Regions from separate parts of the Homo sapiens genome. Here all the other regions are linked to region 1. The links are chromatin loops, found by intact Hi-C in ENCODE. Cell type or tissue: B cell. All regions are shown on one strand.

Region 1 (5,000 bases):
GCAATGCATTTCAGCAGTTTCTGAGAGTTGCTGGGAATTGAAATTTAGGTACCTCTGGCCTGTGAAAACACAGTGACAATCAGTAAGCTGTTTTCTTCTCTCTCTGCCCTTGTCTTTACCAGTGAGTGCCATTTGAACGCAGAGGACTGTCAAAGCAAAGATGTACGAAAGGAAGTTGCTCTTCATTTCTCAGCCTTGCCCCTTGGGAAGTAAAGGGACATTGACTAAGCATTTCCTATCAACTGCATCTTGCCTACAGCCTGGATCTCCAGGACACTTATGGACTCTGACAGAAACCATAACATAGAGCTGATAAACTAGCTTTCTATAAGGAAGAGACTTGGAGGAAATATTCCTTGGGGTTTTATTTTTATTTTTTTATTTTTTTGGTTGGGGGTTGTTTGTTTCAATTCAAGGCATTTTGAAAACTGTCTCCTCAAGTGGTCTACCAGAAGACTAAGGGGATCCAAACACTCTACATGAGTTTGACACACCCCATGCTGTCTCTTGCAGAGCACCATTACTCTCTGGAGAAGCAATTCACCTCTCGGAGACATCGAGTTCTGGTTCTACCCTTTTGATCACAAAGATTGAGACTAGAGTTCAGAAAAATCATTCTTAGGTTGTTTAATCAAAGATTTTTAATCAATATTTTTAAAGGATTGTCAGAAAACTACATTATTCAAAGAGGGCTGAGTTCTATATGTTAGAAAAATGTTCTGGTATTAAAGGGAACGGTAAAATATCAATGTAACAGGGTAGGAAAAGTCTAAGATTTATAATCAGAAATACACCATTTCAAACAGTGACCCGTACTAGTAGTATGACAAGTTACAAGTTGTACAAGTTACTGACCTTTCTAGGCCTCGGTTTTCTCACCCATAAAATAGAAAGAAAAAAAGCCCACTTTCCAGCATATGAGTATTAAATACATCATATTCGCAAAGTGCATACGTCCAGACTATACTGGACATTCAATAAATATTATTATCTCTTCCACTCTTAACTCCCTACAAAATTTTATTAGAGGCCAGGCACGTTAGCTCATGCCTGTTATCCCAGCACTTTGGGAGGATCACTTGAGGCCAGGAGTTCAAGACCAGCCTGGCCAACATGGCGAAACCCCGTTTCTACTAAAAATACAAAAATTAGCCAGGTGTGATGACGCATGGCTGTAATCCCAGCTACTCAAGAGGCTGAGGCACAAGAACCACTTGAACCCGGGAGGTGGAGGTTGCAGTGAGCCGAGATCACACCATTGAACTCCAGCCTGGGCAACAGAGCAAGACTCTAAAAATACAATAAAATAAAATGAAAAAAATTTTAAAAATTGATTAGAAAACGAAGTTCCCCTGTCAAACAACTCTTTAAGACAACCCTGAACTCTAATAAATTCAGATGGATACATTATAATATCAGATACAATATTTTATCAAATTAAAAGTTGATTATGAGATATCACTAAGAAAGAGAAGTGCTACCAATATAATTGTATGTTGCTATTAATTATATAAAGCATCATAATTTCAGAAATGTTAAAATATAAAATATGTGCATATTTTTGTAAAATCAATAAAATACATTAAAGTGTCTAGGATTTTAGATAAGCTTGGAAATACAACAGACACAAGAAACAGAAAACAAAGAGACCCGTATTTCCTCCTATTGCTTAATCTCTTATCTTTGGAGGAAAGAAAAATCATTAAGGTGCAGGCCTGAGAGTCAAGCAATTGCTCAGTTAAGAGTTCCTTTAAATACCAGTTTACTTGGTTTATACCAGTGACTAGATACACAGAAACAACATTTGAGGGAAAAGGCATATGGAAGGAAGAAATAAAGAGCATTTTGTGTTTTACCGCCTTCTTTAAAAATCTTAATTTCAAGGTTTTTTAATACTTTGGTTTAAGTACTTAAGGTATGTAGTTCTAAATCTATAAGGAGATTAAATGGTAGTTTTCAAAGCTTGTAGAACAACACACACATAGAGCACTCCTGACCACTTAGTTATGTAACCTATAGCGACATTTAGTGGTGGTGCCCGCAAATTACAACTAGGTGTCCCAAAGGGGTAGGACAATTGTTTGTATAAAATGACTCAACAAAATTCTCCTTTATCATAGTGTGAGTGATGTCGCATAATCCTGCCCAGAAGGTTATTAAGAGGTCTTCTGGAGGTGGTGCTAGAGGTGGTAGAAGCTATGTCATTGCAATCTTACATTTGAGAACTAAACACTGACCTTTTTCTTCTCTTGCCCAAATTTGTATCTAAGGGGACTGGTGGGTTACACCCTACAATCCATAATGTCTCATCAAAGGGGTTTTATTTAACCCTATATAATGTGGCTCACTTTCCAACCTGACTCTGGCATAACATCACACGACAGATAAAGAAGGAAATCAAAGTAGTTCAAGCCCAAATATGTTTTATTTGCCATGTCCTGAAATAGTCCTGCAAAGCTGACTGATTTGGGGAAAATCTACATTCTGAAGAGAATCCCCTTGCTTTTCCTTCCTTTTTCCTGATCTAGGAGAAAGAAATCAACTCTGATAAGAAACATTTATAATCTATTATCTCTAAAGTCAGCTCTCTGGAGACCTCCTCTGCATAAGATAAGGGGTTGGTTGGTGTCCACAACTCCTTATCTTAACCAAGACATTCTTTTCTATTGAGTCAAGGCCTTTAAACTCTTTAACTCTTTAAACCAATTGCCAATCAGAAAATCCTTGAATCTACCTATGACCTGGAAGCCCTCGATTCCAGTGGTCCTGCCTTTCCTGACCAAACCAATGTATCTCTTACAAATACTGGCTGACGCCTTGTGTCTCCCTAAAATGTATAAAATCAAACTGTATCCTGACCACCTTGGGTACATGTTCTCAGGATCTCTTGAGGGCTATGTCACACGTCACTGGTCTTTGATATCTGGCTCAGAATAAATTCCTTCAAAATATTTTAGAGTTTGACTCTTTTCATTGACATATTTTACATAGTTTGGTATTTTCTGCATATGCTTTTCTCCATAATAGAATCATGGTGCTGGAAGAGACCCTAGGGACTATCTAATCCAATTCTCCCATTTGCAGATGATAAAGCTGTGACTCAAATATGCTAGCCAAAGGTCACACAGCTAGGAAGGGGCAGTTTCAGGCCTTGCCAAGAATTCTAAATGCATTGCTCTTGCAATTAAATGGCTTTGTCATTCATACAGCGCAGATTAGAGTATTGGCTATAGTTTTCAACGCTTATTCATTGAGCATTTAATATAAAATCAAGTATATTAAAAAGATATTTACGGCTCTGTTAGAAAGTTTAAGATGAATTAGGGATTAGTACATAAAAAACAAAGTCCATGAAAACTAATAGTTAAACATACAGTTTTGACAACTCTACGAGATAGATACAGTTACTATGACCATTTTACAGTTCAAGAAATTGAGACAAAGTATTATTGGTAACTACTAAGTCCAAAAAAAGAAAAAAACTATAAAAGTTACATAGAAAAGTAAATGCAATCATATTGTAATACATGGCTCAGCTGTTAAGTGATAGTAACACAGGCTCAATGATAGAAGCTACAACTTTCAAACAATCATGTTTGGAAGACAAGAGGGGAAGTATGTGTTGAAGAACAGGGCGAGGGAGACAGAGATAGGGGATGTAAGAAAACTCATCAGTTTCTGTAGAAGGCATGAATAGACATCTAAAACTAGCTGGACATGGTAGCTCATGCCTGTAATTCTGGCACTTTGGGAGGCCGAGGCAGGAGAATCACTTGAGCCCAGGAGTTTGAGACCAGCCTGGGCCACACAGCAAGACCCTAAACTCAACAAAAAACTAAAAAATAAGCCAGGCATGGTGGCACAGACGTAATCCCAACTACTCGGAGGGAGGCTGAGGTGGGAGGATTGCTTGAGCCCAGGAGGTTGAGGCTGCAGTGAGCCATGATAGTGCCACTGCACTCCAGTCTGAGTGACAGAGCAAGACCCTGTCTCAGAAAAAGAAAATATCCAAAATTGAAAAATTAACACAAAAAATAACATAAGCACAGGGATGTTTGTATAGAGGTGAATCCAAATGAAAAATGGAAAAGGGAGTTGAAGTGATTGCCTACAGAGAATAGTAGGTATTAAGAGCAGGGAGAGGTGGAATGAAATACTACTGTTTTTAATTATAAGGTTTGTAGGACTGTTTGATGCTTTAAAATATGTACTTTTATGATATGAGAAAATATAAAATCAAATTTAAAAACTAAAACATAATATAGGCAAATCACTAAAAATATTGCTTTCAAATTATGTGTAAAAAAGACAACCATGTTTCACAAGCATCTCTAAATAAGCTGAAACAGAACATTTTACACAATGATCTCTTTATGTTATCTGCACAAGATGTAAAACATCAACCAGTGGCCCATACTCAAAGGCCTTATTCCTATAAGTAAAAGGCAAATCAACTCACATTCCTATATTTTAAGTTGAAATAGAGTATTTGTGGGTGTATGTATCATTTTTTATGATTCTCCTCTTTGACTGACTTTTTGAAATCACTGACCAACACCCCAATGGCATTAGTGTAGCCTTGGCTGCTGCAGTGCCCTGCCCACATCTCCTCCTCAGGACTGGAGCACTCACTCCTTCAGCTGCTGGGACTGTTAGTAGAAGATGGCTCTCAGCTGAGTTATTTTCTAGTGATTGCCTTTAGCCAGCATGCTGCCTAGCCCAAGGTCACTAGACCTTTCCAATAATAGTGGTATAAAGACTCGGTCCTCTCGACCCAAGGCAGAGCAACTCTAAGGTGCCGCTCAGCTTCAGAACTCTCCCACGGATCAGCTGGGGCCTCCATTGCAGCTGCTCAGCCTGCTTCCTGCTCCCTCTTTTCTACAGGTGTTGATCTCATCCTCAGAGCACTCCCCAATAAACTTCTTGCACACAAATCCCCATGTCAGTGTGTGTTTCCAGGGAATCTGAAGACAGTCCAGTAAGAGCCTTTTTACTGTTCT
Region 2 (5,000 bases), 240 kb before region 1:
TATATCAACTTAAGGTTGTAACTTTTTAAAAATGAAAATAACTGTTCAGTATCGATGATTGTGAAACATGATTCTGTTTCAAGGAAGTCAATCTGCAGAGGCAGTAGATGAATCTGAAGAACTCTGCCCTTCACTCTGAGGCTCCTCCAGTTGCTATGGCAACATGTAACTAGCTTTCTTAAGGTGTTATGCAGCCTGATTTTCTTTAGACCAAACATTCCCCTGATACATTTACACTGGGTATACCTAAGACCAAAACAACCCAGCAGTTGCAAAGCATAGATTTCTTACTTATAAATTATTTATTTGGTGGAAAAACGTAAGTCTGGGCCACACATAAAAGGGAACTTCTGAAACAGTGGGTTCATATGCAAAACACAGAACAATGAGGGACATATAGTTATTATTAAATAGCATTTCCCTTTTCCTATCCCCCATCCTCATTTCAGGCTTTTCCCACCTACAGGGTTTTGTATGTACTATGTATATATGTATTATATGTATTAGAGATATGGTGCATATGTATGTACACACACACAGTCTGGGTGACTGATGCTTAACAGTGTTTCACACTAACTCACCATTTGCTGAATGTGGGGGTGTGGACGCTGAGGATGGACTTGGAATAAGGAGACTAGCAGGGAATTACAGAAAAGTTGTTGAAGCCTCAGGCAAACCAGCCATCCTCTCCAGATCTCTGGAAAATGAGGGTAATTGTCCCCTTATCTTCTTCCCATAACAACTTCAGAGCTACAGAACTCCAAAAAGCTACAGAACTTCTCAGAAATCTCTATGTGAAAGGTATCTGGTGTTATCTTTCCAGATTGGACCCCTAAAAGGAGACCAAAGAAGTTGTTAAGGCCTTGAACTGTAATTACTACCTTCAGTGTTTATCCTGATGCCTGAAATATAAGAGCAACTTCTGGTGCAAAAGGAAAGCGATAATCAAGGTTTTTAAGAAATAAAGATGTGAGGATCATCTGGCAAGCTCAGCTAGTTGATTGAGCAGTGGGATCAGACCAAGTGGCATCTGCTTAAGGCTGAGTCACCAGGCAGCCCAAATTATCCTAATAGTTCTGAAAGAATGCCTCCTCTCACAGAAGTCTTGATTTTATACTCCATATAAAACAAGGATGTTCACATCCATCCAATGCCTGCTCCTCCTCCCCTCACCTCAAGGGTAGTAACGGTGTGTTCTGTTTTGAGATGGAAGCAGATTCTACCTTAAAGATTGCCATTCCCATCTCCAACCTCATCCTGTCACTCATTATTTAAGGAGCAAAAATAACTGTACCTTGCATCGGTAGAGAGCTTTCAACAAACTGATGACAAAGCACTTTGGTTGCTCCTCACACTGCTCAAAGGCTACGGGCTCTTTCTGGGGCCTAGGATATGGAGAGAGCTGTGACCTTTCAAATACTCAGAGGAAACAGAGGAAAAAGAAAATTCCTAAAAGGGGATGTGATGTAGATCATCACCACTGTCCTGGTCCATGCTCTCTCTGGCCCCTCAACCTGGTTGTTGAGACCAACCAATAGGGATTTGGGCTGGTCCCTCCCCTCACAGCTGGAGTTCCTCCCTTGGAAGGGTCAAGCACACAGACATAAAGCTGAGGTGGCCTTGGGAAGGGAGGAGAACTGGGTGGAGGGCGATTAAATGTTGACTCACTCAGGCTTGACCAGACTTCCTCCCTTTTCTACAGTCGAGTACAGTTTTTGGTGAACTTAGGTAAACTGTACATACTGCTACACTTTCTTCCTTCCTTTTGGGCTATTATCACGGGCTTGCCAGCAGAAAGAAGGTCACAGGGGAGAACAAACTCACAAGCATTCTGGGTTTCCAGTTTTTTTTGGCAGGATCTTGTTAGAGCCTGACCTGCTAATGTATTCTTCAGCACCTCCCTCAGTACCCATTTCCCTTGAATGCTCTGCTAAATTTTTGCCTTTAAATTTCTATTTCCTGGTTGTTTTACATGCTGATTTTTAAAATGTCCCTTGTGCGGTTACCTTCCTTCCCCATGTTTCATGCATCTTCAGCACCACCTGTACTTACCACCAGGCTACAATTACAAAGAACATTAAAACAAGAAACACTCCACATTAATGGGACTTCTGAAAGAAGACACCACATTCCCTTCACCATACTCACATATCTTGGAGTTTTCTGCCAGGCTTTATCCAAACACATGTGTATTAAGCTAGAACACCACTTTGTATTAACCTCTTGTATCCACATAGCATCACATATTACATATTTTGTCTCGTTGCATAGTCTCTAGAGTTGTAATATTTAGTGACTATACAATGTTCCATCAGCATAGACTATAATGTATTTTGTATCTTGATATATATTTTTATCATTTCCATTTTCTCCCTGTAATTACATATGCTCTTTTTTTTTTTGCCTTTTGAATCATTTCTTAGAATATATTTCTAGAAGTAGGATTTCCAGGCCAAAAATATAGACATTTTTATGGCTCTTTTTATTTACTATCCAATTATTGCTTTTCAAGAGGATTGAACTGGTTTATACAGCTATCTCTAATATACACGCATATGTACTATATATTTATACATATATACATATGTACATGTGTACTATATATGTATATATATTAGAGGTATAGTACATATATATGTACCATATATATGTATTTAGAGATATAGTACATATGTATGTACACACACACATCCAACTCTTTTTTGCTTAACAGCAAATCCCTGAGGAACTGCCATCATCAGCCTCATATTTATAAGTTAGAACTAAACACCACAGAGGTGAAGTAACTCAGTGTCAGATGACCAATGTCCCTTTTATGAGCTTCACTGGCTTCAAGTGCCTGTACCCAATATGTTCCTGGTTTCAATGAGTAATCGCTGACTATGTCTCTATCCTGTAATTTCTTCAGCTTGTGTCACAGTGAGACAGTGAGCATGGGGTCGGAAATATGTCAGCTCCATAGCTTACTACCTTTGAGACCGTGAATAAGTTAATGAGCCTTGCTAAGCCTCAGTTTCCTCAAATGTAAAATGGAATAGTACCTATATCATAGGCTTGCTTGGAGGACTTTAAAATTCAGTCCAGCAAATAAACTTACATAATAAGTGCTACTATTATTTTTCATGTTAATAAAAAATATTTTCTTGTTAGTCTTCCCTGGTGCCTTCTTCAGAGTAGAATAGCAGGTATCACTGAATCTCTATTATAATTTAATAAATAGATTTCCTCACCTATTGTCAATCAGCAAATATTTTCTAAGTACTGTAACTTAGCTCCTTGCTAATTTTATAAGAATTTTATATAAAAATATTTATTTATAAGTAATATAAAAATTTATAGAAATGTAAATAAGCTAGAAATATTCCCCTTAGGAATAGGAACAAGACAAGGATGCCCACTCTCACCACTCTTTTTCAACATAGTACTGGAAGTCCTAACCAGAGAAATCAGATAATATAAAGAAATAAAAGTCATACAAATAGGAAAAGAACAAGTCAAATTATCTCTCTTTGCTGACAATATGGTTCTATGCCTAGAAAAACCTAAAGACTCTACCAAAAGGCTTCTACAACTGATAAGTGACTTCAGTAAAGTTTTAGGCTACAAAATGAATGTACAAAAATCAGTACTATTTCTATACAGCAATAATGTTCAAGCTGAGAGCCAGATCAAGAACACAATCCCATTTACAATAGCCACAAAATTTAGTAAAATACCTAGGAATACATCTAACCAAGATGGTGAAAGATCTCTACAAGGAGAACTACGAAACACTGCTGAAATAAATCATGTGCCATCATGTGCCATCATGGATGGCACAAATGGAAAAACATTTCACGCTTATGGATTTCAAGAATCAATATTATTAAAATGGCCATACCGCCCAAAGCAATCTACAGATTTAATGCTATTCCTATCAAACTAACAATGTCTAACAATTTTTTGCAGGAATAGAAAAAAAATTATCCTAAAATTCATATGGAACCAAACAAGAGCCTGCATAGCCAAGGAAATTCTAAGCAAAAAGAACAAAGCTGGAGGCATCACCTTACCCAACTTCAAACTATGATGTATGGCTACAGTAACCAAAAGAGCATGGTATTAGTACAAAAACAGAAATATAAACAGACCAGTGGAACAGAACAGAGAACTCAGAAATAAAGCTGCACACCTATGAACATCTGATCTTCGATAAAACTGACAAAAATAAGTAATAGGGAAAGGATTCCCTATTCAATAAATGGTGCTGGGATAACTGGCTAGCCATATGCAGAAGAATGAAACTGGACCCTATCTTTCACCATATACAAAACTCAATATGGGTTAAATATTTAAATGTAAGACCTCAAACTATAAGAATCCTAGAAGAAAACCTAGTAAACACCATTCTGGACATTGACCTTGGCAAAGACTTCATGACTAAGTCCTTAAAAGCAATTGCAACAAAAGCAAAAATTGACAAGTGGGGCCTAATTAAACTAAAGAGCTTCTGCACAACAAATGAAACTATCAACAGAGTAAACAGACAACCTAGAGAATGAGAGAAAAGACTCACAAACTATCTGACAGAGTTCTAATATCCAGAATCTTTAAAAAACTTGATTCAATAATCAAAAACTGAATAACCCCATTAAAAAGTAGATAAAAGACAGGAACAGACACTTCTCAAAAGAAGACATACAAGTGACCGACAAACATGTGACAAAATGTTCAGCATCACTAATCATCAGAGAAATGTAAATCAAAACCACGAAGAGATACCAACTCACAACAGTCAGATGGCTATTATTAAAAAGTCAATAAACAACAAGTGCTGACAGGGCTGTGGGGAAAAGGGAACACTTATATACTGTTGTTGGGAATGTAAATTAGTTCAGCCACTGTGGAAAGCAGATTGGAGATTTCTCAAAGAACTTAAAACAGAACTACCATTCAACCCAGTAATCCCTTACTGAGTCTATATCCAAAGGAAAATAAATGATTCTACTAAAAAGACACAT
Region 3 (5,000 bases), 420 kb before region 1:
CTCAATTTGGAGAGAAGACTGACGGGAAGTTTCAAAACATAGAGCATGTTAGGAAGTAGGATGAGAGCTGGGAACTTACCAGCCTCATTGGAAATGGTGTCGTCAGTTATTAGCAGGGCTGACTTTTCTCTCTTCATCCCCCAATCCTCTGCAGATGAGGATGGGTACCTGCCCACTGACCTCCTGGGGCCCAGACCCAGGAAGCAAGGATAATAGATAGGACCCTTCGTTAAGGCAAAGAAAAGAGAGGCTCTCTAGATATCATATCACTTGGGAGTCATGCTGTAATGGGTAGCCAATCAGCAGAACTCTCCTCCTTCATTCCTTTCACCTCTTGTAGAACCATAGTACTGCTAGTTCCATTGAGCAGAAAAAGAGCCTGGAAATTGAAGGTCCACAGCCTACACCTGCTGGAAATTGAAGGTCCACAGCCTACACCTGGGCCTGCAGGAAAGCAGAGTAAAGACCCCTTCAGGCTCATTCAAGATTGGCAGCGTCAACCTTGAGGAGAAAAACCAAAGAACTGCCTTCACCGTGCTGTGAACTCTCTGAACACACAAGTCCTACTAGTAAGACTATTTTGGTAATAGACCTGCACTCTCACCTTCTTATAAAATTTAGTAATAGACCTGCACTCTCATCTGCTCTTATTAAATATAAGAGTAGAGCTAAGGGATCACACTTATTCCACTATAAACCTGGGCCATTATAGGTTGGATTAATCTTTAAGACAAATTTTGTAAAAATATCCTAAAGGAAACAGCATTTTACAATTCCGGAGCCTTTTGGGGGAGATGCTAAGAACCTCTTAGGTTATTCTTTGTTCTAAGTCTAAACTGAGAGAGCAAGCACTCCATCTAGTTCCTCTTTGCCCTTCACAAAGGCCATGCTAATTTTTGAATAGGTAGAAAGGTGTTGGTGATACCTAGCTTCCAGAATTTTATGAAATTGATTTTATTGAGTCAGTTCAGTGAGTTACTGTAATTGAAAATAATCCCCCTAATTATCTAGTTCAGTTCATTTACCTAATATATATTTTATTAGCAAATAATTTGTGATCTCCCAAGAGAATATATTTCCTAGCTTCATTGTTTTCTTATTAGATTTTAAATGAGTTCAAATGCTTCAGATGCTTGGACACTGTCAGGCCTCTGAGCCCAAACCAAGCCATCGCTTCCCCGGTGACTTGCACGTATACGCCCAGATGGCCTGAAGTAACTGAAGAACCACAAAAGAAGTGAATATGCCCTGCCCCACCTTAACTGATGACATTCCACCCCGAAAGAAGTGAAAATGGCCGGTCCGTGCCTTAAGTGATGACATTACCTTGTGAAAGTCCTTTTCCTGGCTCATCCTGGCTCAAAAAGCTCCCCCACTGAGCACCTTGCGACCCCCACTCCTGCCCGCCAGAGAACAACCCCCCTTTGACTATAATTTTCCTTTCCTTACCCAAATCTTATAAAATGGCCCCACCCCATCTCCCTTTGCTGACTCTCTTTTCGGATTCAGCCCGCCTGCACCCAGGTGATTAAAAGCTTTATTGCTCACACAAAGCCTGTTTGGTGGTCTCTTCACACGGACGCGCATGAAAGATACTACTGTCATACCTCTTCTTAAACTCTCCCTTGTCAAAAGCTATTTAATTTGTTATTTACATCTCCTCAACATTTTTCTTCCTCTTACTAGTTTTTGTCTTTTTCCTTTGATCATTCCTCTTTTGCAGAAGAGGCCTACTTGGAGTAGGATTCAGAGAGTATTTATAGCCCAAGGAAAGAAGGTATTCACCCACTTGGGACTGATATATGCCCTGGTTTCTTTCACTGGAGGACTTTCCCTAACATGTATGTCAAATTCTTCAGCTTACCCTGGCAGGACAGCCTTCAAGGAGGTCCCCACTCTGGCCTAAGGAGTGAACGTTGACAAAATGCGGAAGTTGGCTCTGACTATCACTTCTCTAAGTCTTGGTCCTTTGAGCCAAGAAGTGACTCATTTGCAAATGACTAGGTGTGACCAGGCAAGTTATATGTTATCTATGTCAACAAGCGCAATTACAACAGCTGCTATGACAAAGATGTAGTCTACACAACACAGCTATTTTTGCAGTCTTTAGACTATGCTTTCTTAATCTAGCACCTTTGAAATCATACAACTGACCTTTCACAAAGGGTATTTTCTAATTCCTGGTCTGGGTAATAATCACTCTTTACCATGAAGAACTGTATATAGTTGTGTGACCGCCTGCAACTGGAGGGGTAGGGGTGAGTGAAGCCTTTATCACTGCATTGTGTCCTAGCGAGTAGCAATTAGCCTCTTATCCCTTCCCTCTTCAAGTACAATTAAAGAACAAAAGAGTCAGACAGGAAGAGGTTGGAGGCCCATATGTAGGATGCTGCATTTACTTGCTAATCTACCTTTTAATCCAGCAAACTGAGAAAGTGCTTTCCCAAACCACAGACCCCTGAAGGCCCATTCCATCTCAATTAGTCCAGACCCATTACTCACAGATGAGGACAGAAGTTCAGAAAGGCGGGAAAGCTTCCACAAAATCCTAGAAATCTGGGGAGAGTGAGGTTTAGCACTTCGTTTTCACATTCTGAGACAAGAATTCTCACGGGAGGGATTTCAGATTTCTCCCAAGATCCTAAACCATGTTGGTCCTAGTTTGTTTTTAATGATGACTTTTTATATTATTGTTAAAGATGGATTTATTGTCTTGATTATTGGTACTACATATAAACACAGAAGAGTATAACAGTCTAGTTAATACTCAAAATTTTTTAAAAACCCTCAGTGGCTTGGATTTCCTTTGTTGATTTCTGGGAATAGTGCCACCCATGACAATGGATTGGAATCACTTTTCAAAATCCAGATGTTTCAGGGGCACAATTTGAGATTTGTTACAAGATATAAAGTGAAATTTGTGAATCCCCAATGATAACCAGATTAATAACTGCCTTGCTCATGCATTCAGCACATATTTACTGAGCATACATTAACTCCTCACCACAGCTCACCTGCACTTAGGAGGACCCCTAATTGCACCACAGAAAATTTAATAATGCCAGTCCTCCAACTGCCTTATCTCAACCAAGTTGACAGCACATTCTGCTAAACTTACTTTCCCACAACGATTCATCTGGAGAAAGGTGATTTTTGCTAACTTTCATTTTCTCCAAGCAGTGTGGGTGGAAAGAAAGCAAGCAAACTTTGTTTCATTGTAGAAAACCCACTGGTTTGACATCCATCAAGGAGTAATTTTCCTTTTTATTCTCAGAAACATCAGTTTCCTTTTTTTTTTTTTTTTTTGGAGACAGGGTCACACTCTGTCACCCTAGCTGGAGTGCAGTGGTGCAATCTTGGCTCACTGCAACCTCCGCTTCCCAGGTTCAAGCGATTCCCTGCCTCAGCCTCCAAAGTAGCTGGGATTACAGGCACAGGCCACCACACCTGGCTAATTATTTGTTGTATTTTTAGTAGAGATGGCGTTTCTCCATGTTGGCCAAGCTGGTCTCAAACTCCTGACCTCAAGTGATCTGCCCACCTCGGCCTCCCAAAGTGCTGGGATTATAGGTGTGAGCCGCTGTGCCCGGCCCCTTCCTCCTCTTTAATTTTCTAAAGTATAGGCTACTATTACCAAGAAATCCTAAATTGGGTGATGTGCACACTTTAAGTATTCTAATAGTTAACAATATTCCAAGACAGCTTCTTCATACTGTCCAGAATGCGATTATACACATTTGGATGTTTAATCTCCTGTTATGTAGAATCTTAGAGAAGCAGGGTTTCAGGCTTGCAGGGCAGAGTTTAAGCTTGCTGAAGGCTGGTAGCACTATAAAGAAAATTGGCTACCTGGAAATTTCCTCATTGCATAAAGGTTATAAATGCATCCTTTAAGAGGGACTGATTCTTAGTACAGCATAAAGGCAGTAGTCTATTTTGCATGGGATCAGCCTTGTTTGCAGTTTTGAATGACAGGTCCACAAACTGAAAAGTTTGGTTAATAAACCGTGAATCCCAACATCTCTTTATTAGCACTAAGAAGAGTCAAGTGATCTCAATTACATGGAACAGAGAATTGAGGCAATTATCCAATCATTCAAACCCAGAAAAAAAAAAATCTTTGGCTTGAATTATACAGAAAGTGCCTCAATTTCCTATTAAAACTTTAGAAGCCCAACTCTGACAAAAGTCTTTCCTTTCAAGATGTCTTAGGGGTAAAGCGAACAGAGTCGCCATCAGAGTATTGAGTTTTATAAGTTGTTAGTAGTTTCCAGGTCACTAACCACATTTTTTCCCCCAGGAAATGAATTCAGGAATTTCTTTGAACACTTAGCTCCATTGGAACAGTAGTCTAAGCTTCTTTTTATTCCCAGGCATGCATTCTTTATTGGAATAGTAAGACACCTTTGGAACAGGGGCAGGTATTGTTTTTTGTTCGGAAAAAGGGGTAAACAAATGGCACCAAAGGAAGGTAGAGGATGTTAATCTACAGCTCAAAGTTCTTATATAGTTTAGCAACTAAAATTCTAATGGTGGGTTATGTTTTCTTGGGATTCTATACACAGGTGGCATGTGGACAGCAGTTGGAAAGAGAAAGTACAGAAAGAAGTTAAAAGTATGCTAGAAAAAACAGTAAATGAAGAAATGACAGAGGTGCCAAAGCCAGGTGAAGTGAAGAGGTAAAGCAATAAACCCTTCAAAGACAAAGACAATCAGCGTTCAATTCTCTTGTCTTTGTTAGATGAAAGGTAGGCCACTCCTGTGTCCTCAAAATGGAGGGACATTTCAAGTACTAGAAGGTGCACTCTCCTGGTACCTTCCTAAGCCCAACCAGTTCTGAACCCTGCCCCCCACCTTCCCAGCAGTCCCAGCTCCAAGCCTGCAGCTTTGAAATGCAGGCCTTTGGAATGAACGGCAGGCCTGGACAGAACACATCCTGGAATCGCAGTCTATCGACTGGCATTGCCTGATGTTGTTTATGCTTGTATTTACCCAGGCTT
Region 4 (5,000 bases), 330 kb before region 1:
GAATTACCTCAGCTGGAATATGACTGTGATAACAGGAATAGAGAAACACTGGACCAGAAAAACTACGGGGCATCCTTAGGGAACATGCTCAGTTCCCTTAAAAACATGTACAGTCATTTGTTCAGAATTGGCTGGGGGGAGTTGAAATGATCAATACCTCTTCCCAAGGTATCCGTGTATTCTGCAGACATATCTTCGGCAAATAATTGCTCAAAATATAACTGTCCAAGCAGTATTTGGCAAGTATTGGATCTGAAGTCTGATTCACTTCATAAATTTGCAACCTTAGTGACATGCAACACAAGCTAATTCACTATTCTTCTGCTTATTTTTCCATATATCCAATACTGAATAGTAAACAAAGTCTGTAAAGAGGGGCCTGAAGATGTTCATATTTATACCTATTCTAGGCACAATAGGATTTCTTTCCTTCTTAAAATATTAGGATAGGAACCAACAATAAGGATATATGGAAAGGAACAAAAAAATTATTCTACCCAAATGATGTTTCAGGAATATGCTGTAATTTTTTTAATTCTCACTTATTACTGGCAAAAGGCATATTTTGGAAGTTGCAAAAGTCAGAACCTGAGACACATAAATGATAAAAAGGTGTTATTGGTAAAGTATACTGAGACCATTGAGAGGCAGGTACTAAAATAAAATAGCACTCCTGTGAAGCGACATACAAATAGAATTTCTATTTAAAAAACAAATCCTCAGTCACTTCCCTTGTTTGCCAGACTTTTACAAATCCTCAGTTACTTCCCTTGTTTGCCAGACTTTTTCTTTCTCATGACTCCCTGTCTCTAATGTTATAATGGCCCCAATAATTAAAGCATTTGACCTCAGGAATCTACCCATTTGGATGGTGAGTATATTTCAATTATTATATTGAATTAAACTTTAGTTTGAGAAAGGCTTTCTGGGAAAGATGAGTCAAATTTAAGTAAGTATAAATTGGTCTTTTGGCCACCATGTTTCTTGGGATTATAATGTTCCCAAGATATTTAATAATCTCATTTGGGTCAACACTGCAATTGACTTGAATGGCAGAACTCCAAGGGAAGGTGCTATGCTGGGTTGGGCACTTAATGATGCTGCAGCTGTGTTTTCCCTCGAGAGAGTGGTCCATTATGGAAATGGAATCTCCAGAGTGGGATTTAAGTAGGGGTAGTCAAGACAACACTTTGCAATGTCAGTGAAGATCTGATTGACCGTTTGGGTGGAAGACAGGACACACACTGTAGCTGGGATAGTGGTAACATCCATTTCAGTGCAGATTACTGCATTCTCTCAAATTCCTGCTGTCATTCCAATTAAAATCAATAGTCTTCTTTCTTACCAATTCTCTCAAATGTGTAGGTTGCTGCAACCTGCCAAGAATGTATTAGATTTCCTTAATAAAGATAGATACATCACAGCAGTGGGTTAAGTGATACGGCTAACAGTTAATTCTTGCTTCATTAAGCCAAACCAAATAATTCTCATTTAAATGAAGAAACCCATCCTGCTTCCCGGTAACTATTTGGTATTGAAGCAGCAATGAAAACTCAGGCCATGTAAGCTTCACTTCTCTTTAGGGACTCCTAGGGCATTTCCACTAGTACCCCATGGAGAATGATAAACATTCAAAACAAAGTGATACTTGTCCAAGGAAATGCATAAAATAAGCTTTGTGAAACCTCTTCCTAGAGTTTGTGTTTTTAAAAAAATGTGTGTGTTCACTCTCTTGTTCAATCATGAAAATGTGAGAATCCTCCATGGGCCTCCCAGACATTAGTATGAATTAGAAAATCCTACTGAATAATCTCCACAAATCATCTCGTGCAAAGTGCCTGGGCTTTACAGACTAAGTGCACATTATACATATAAATCATTATCACTTTGGGGTTGATTAGAAAAGGGCAGGTATTTTGCAGTCCCGGCAGTGTGTGTATGCCTGTAGCAACTGATTAGCTATTTCAAATTAATAGCTTGAAATTAAAACAAGCCTGGGGTTAGAATAAAGGGAAATGGTTTTTCTATGTAAGGAAAGCTTCAGCCTCCTCAGAAAGCCCCCCCCTCCTCCCCCTCCCCCTTTCCCTTCCTCTTATTATGCAGCCTCCGAATGATGTCTGTCAGCTAGAGGAATTACATGTGTATGACTTAGCATGTGAGTTTCCAGATCTCACAGGCAGGAGAAATGATGGGAATAACTGGAAACAACCAAGATGTCAATAAAATGTATTTTTCTGTAGTCATCCCACAAAAAGGCCTTGAAAGTTTCTCAGGGGGAGTTTTCCTCCTGTGAGACAGGATGAACCCTCCCTCCCTCTGCTATAGCTCAGGAGATGCGGTTGGCCTCCCCCCAGCATGCCCACTACACAACACAGGTGTCCCCCATTCAGTGAGAAACCAAAGAGAAAGAAAAAGCTTAACAGAGAAAAAGATATTAAACAAATACTCTGTTTCCAGGGCAGCTGGGGGCACAGGAACAGGGAGAATGGGTAATGTGGTTGAGGTTTATAGGTAGAAAAAGGAACTGGGTTTTAATGAAAAAATTTTTTTTAATTTGCTTTTTTGCCATTTTGCCTTCTTAGTATACTGGGCCTAGGTTTTGTTTTGGAAAGTATTAGAAATCAAACTTGCACTATCTTACTTTGTCTTCTAAAGTTAAGCAAGAGAGAAATGAAGAAAAACAATGTGGATCTTTGAAAGACCCTTTTCCAGGCAATAGAAAATATACTTTGATATTCTTGCTGCCTCTCCAAAAAGTCTGGGAGCCTGAAGTTTGTCTAAACTCAGGATTTCTTAGTTAACTAACCTGGGCAAGGTTTTTATTTCCCTACTGACTTCATTTCCCTGATGATTCCCCTTATGTTTCCATATTTTATTTGATAATGATAAGCTGTCTTCTATGCAATTTTAATTTTATTTTAAAAGAAAGATGATAATGCCATTTTATAGGCAAAACTAATTTTTTCATGAAATTACCCACTAAGAATGCATAGTAACATACTCCTCAGTCTTAAAGATTGCTACCATTGCAAAATATTGAGTAAAAAGAGGGGAAAAAAAGAAATGCTTTGACATCAAACATCTGTTTTCAGATTCCAGCTCTGCCACACACTAGCCATGTGGCACTGGGCAAGTAACTTAGCTTTTGTGAACATCTGCTTCTTCATCTCTAAAAGGTAAGGTTAATAATAAATGCTTGGCAGCATTTTGTGAGGATTACTTTAGATAACAAATACCCATCATGGCAGATAGTATGTATCCATTTCCTTCATTCTCTGCCTCCCAATTTGAAAGTGCTTTCTGGAGATTCAGTCTAATTGGTATCCACAGTCCAGTCAGCTCTGTGGTAGGCATTAGGAGAAATGACAAGGAAGCAAAAAACCAAACCTAGGTCTCAAAAGAACAGTCCTTTGTTTGAGCAGACAAGATGTATGAATAAAATGCAACTGGGAAGCAAGTAGAGCACATACAGACAAGTTATTAGATGTTATGGTATAAACAGCAGATGCCAAGAAAGATTATGGGAATGAGATGGGTTTTATTTAGGTTTTTTTGATACACAGAATTTTAATTGGCATAAGCAAAACAGACCACTTTAAAAACAAATAAACTCAGGAGACTTCTTTAACTGAAAGAATATAGGTTAAGATTTGAAGGTAGAAATGAACAGAGCATATGTCTTCAAGAAACTGACCTACTTGGAATAGAGAGCTTCATTGGGGAAAATGGCTCAAAAAGAGTATATTGGGACCAGTCAACAAAGAGCCTTGAAGATTATCCTAACTAATAACATCTGATTTATGAGCCCTTCAGAAAAAGAACGACAGCAGAATTTTGGAGAGGTTATTGCTATCTAGGATGGACTGGAGACAAATTTTGGGTCAGAAACTCTGCTAGGGTCATGTGCATGGAGGTGAGTTAAGCTGTTTTGTGCTACTTGGATGCTTCTTTCTACAGTGTATGTTTCAAGCCATAGGCTCATTGTTTCACCAATTTTTCTATATAGATGGTTTGATCCATGTTCACTAAACTCAGGAGAGACTGGCTTATAAAAGCTAATTTAATAATATAGAAAATTACACATAATTATTAAGAGTAATGGGGTGTACATATATTAGGGAATTTAGCCTATCTAGTTTCTGTAACAAGAAACCCTTCTGGAAAAGTAAACCAGTATCAGAAAGCTCATTAGTCATTCAAGTTTATTGGTCATTCATCAACTTATCAAATATTAACTAAGCACCTACTATGTGATAAACAGCATGGGGGCGCTGAGACCTGCAAGTGGTTTAGTGATGCTGAAGGGGGAAGGAGTGGCATTAGGGAGTGAGCAGAGGGGAGGGCAGGAGCCAGGACACAGAGGGCCACATATTTCCTGGTGAGGGAACTTGGACATGTTTCTCTTACTGACAACCAGTAGTGAAATGTCTTGGTACATTTAGAAAAAAAAAAATTATTTTAACTTTTTTTTTGGGGGGATAGGGTCTCACTCTGTCATTCAAGCAATTTTTCCACCTCAGCCTCCTGAGTAGCTGGAACTACAGGGATGCACCACCACACCTGGCTAATTTTTGTATTTTTTGGTAGAGATGGGTTTTCACCATGTTGGCCAGGCTGGTCTTGAATTCCTGACCTCAAGTGATCCGCCCATCTTGGCCTCCCAAAATGCTGGGATTACAGGCTTGAGCCACCGTGCCTGGCCTATTTTAACTTCTAAATATGTTACTATTTAACTTGATATAGTATTGACTAAATAGTCAGTATTTTATGCACCACAGAATACATGTGTTTGCCCCAATAATGCTACTGGTTTGAAATAAAAGTATATAGAAAACACATGAAAGTCAGATGTAACAACCTATAGGAAGCTAAGCGTTGGTTACAAAAATGAACTGAAGGCTGATATCACTAATATCCATAAGAGTCATTTATATAAATAAAATATTAGATTGTTATTTTTCAAATCAGGGAATAAATTAATTTCAAAATAGTAGGAAAAA

The links. Hi-C counts contacts between places; a loop is a spot of excess contacts. Peaks named below come from ENCODE experiments on the same cell type or tissue, not always from the same donor. Only the 100,000 strongest peaks of a DNase experiment are listed, where the experiment ranks them.
Region 2: it touches region 1 in a loop (4-fold over the local background); 5 of 110 quality-filtered maps call a loop at or near these places.
Region 3: it touches region 1 in a loop (3-fold over the local background); 2 of 110 quality-filtered maps call a loop at or near these places.
Region 4: it touches region 1 in a loop (5-fold over the local background); 3 of 110 quality-filtered maps call a loop at or near these places.

The regions. Positions count from the first base shown.
Region 1 is chr4:81,842,853-81,847,852 of GRCh38, forward strand. No RefSeq gene overlaps it. Among named protein-coding and RNA genes, the nearest start is that of RASGEF1B, 370 kb to the left of the region's middle. In B cell, a CTCF peak has its summit at 2,049; a DNase peak (open chromatin) is centred at 2,029.
Region 2 is chr4:81,605,298-81,610,297 of GRCh38, forward strand. No RefSeq gene overlaps it. Among named protein-coding and RNA genes, the nearest start is that of RASGEF1B, 140 kb to the left of the region's middle. In B cell, CTCF peaks have their summits at 2,062, 2,264 and 2,467; DNase peaks (open chromatin) are centred at 214, 1,914 and 4,714; H3K4me3 peaks cover 1,740 bases; H3K27ac peaks cover 4,842 bases.
Region 3 is chr4:81,419,655-81,424,654 of GRCh38, forward strand. No RefSeq gene overlaps it. Among named protein-coding and RNA genes, the nearest start is that of RASGEF1B, 50 kb to the right of the region's middle. In B cell, no CTCF peak of the experiment used is centred here; DNase peaks (open chromatin) are centred at 1,937, 3,096 and 4,882; H3K27ac peaks cover 1,295 bases.
Region 4 is chr4:81,511,010-81,516,009 of GRCh38, forward strand. No RefSeq gene overlaps it. Among named protein-coding and RNA genes, the nearest start is that of RASGEF1B, 42 kb to the left of the region's middle. In B cell, no CTCF peak of the experiment used is centred here; a DNase peak (open chromatin) is centred at 2,292; H3K27ac peaks cover 2,443 bases.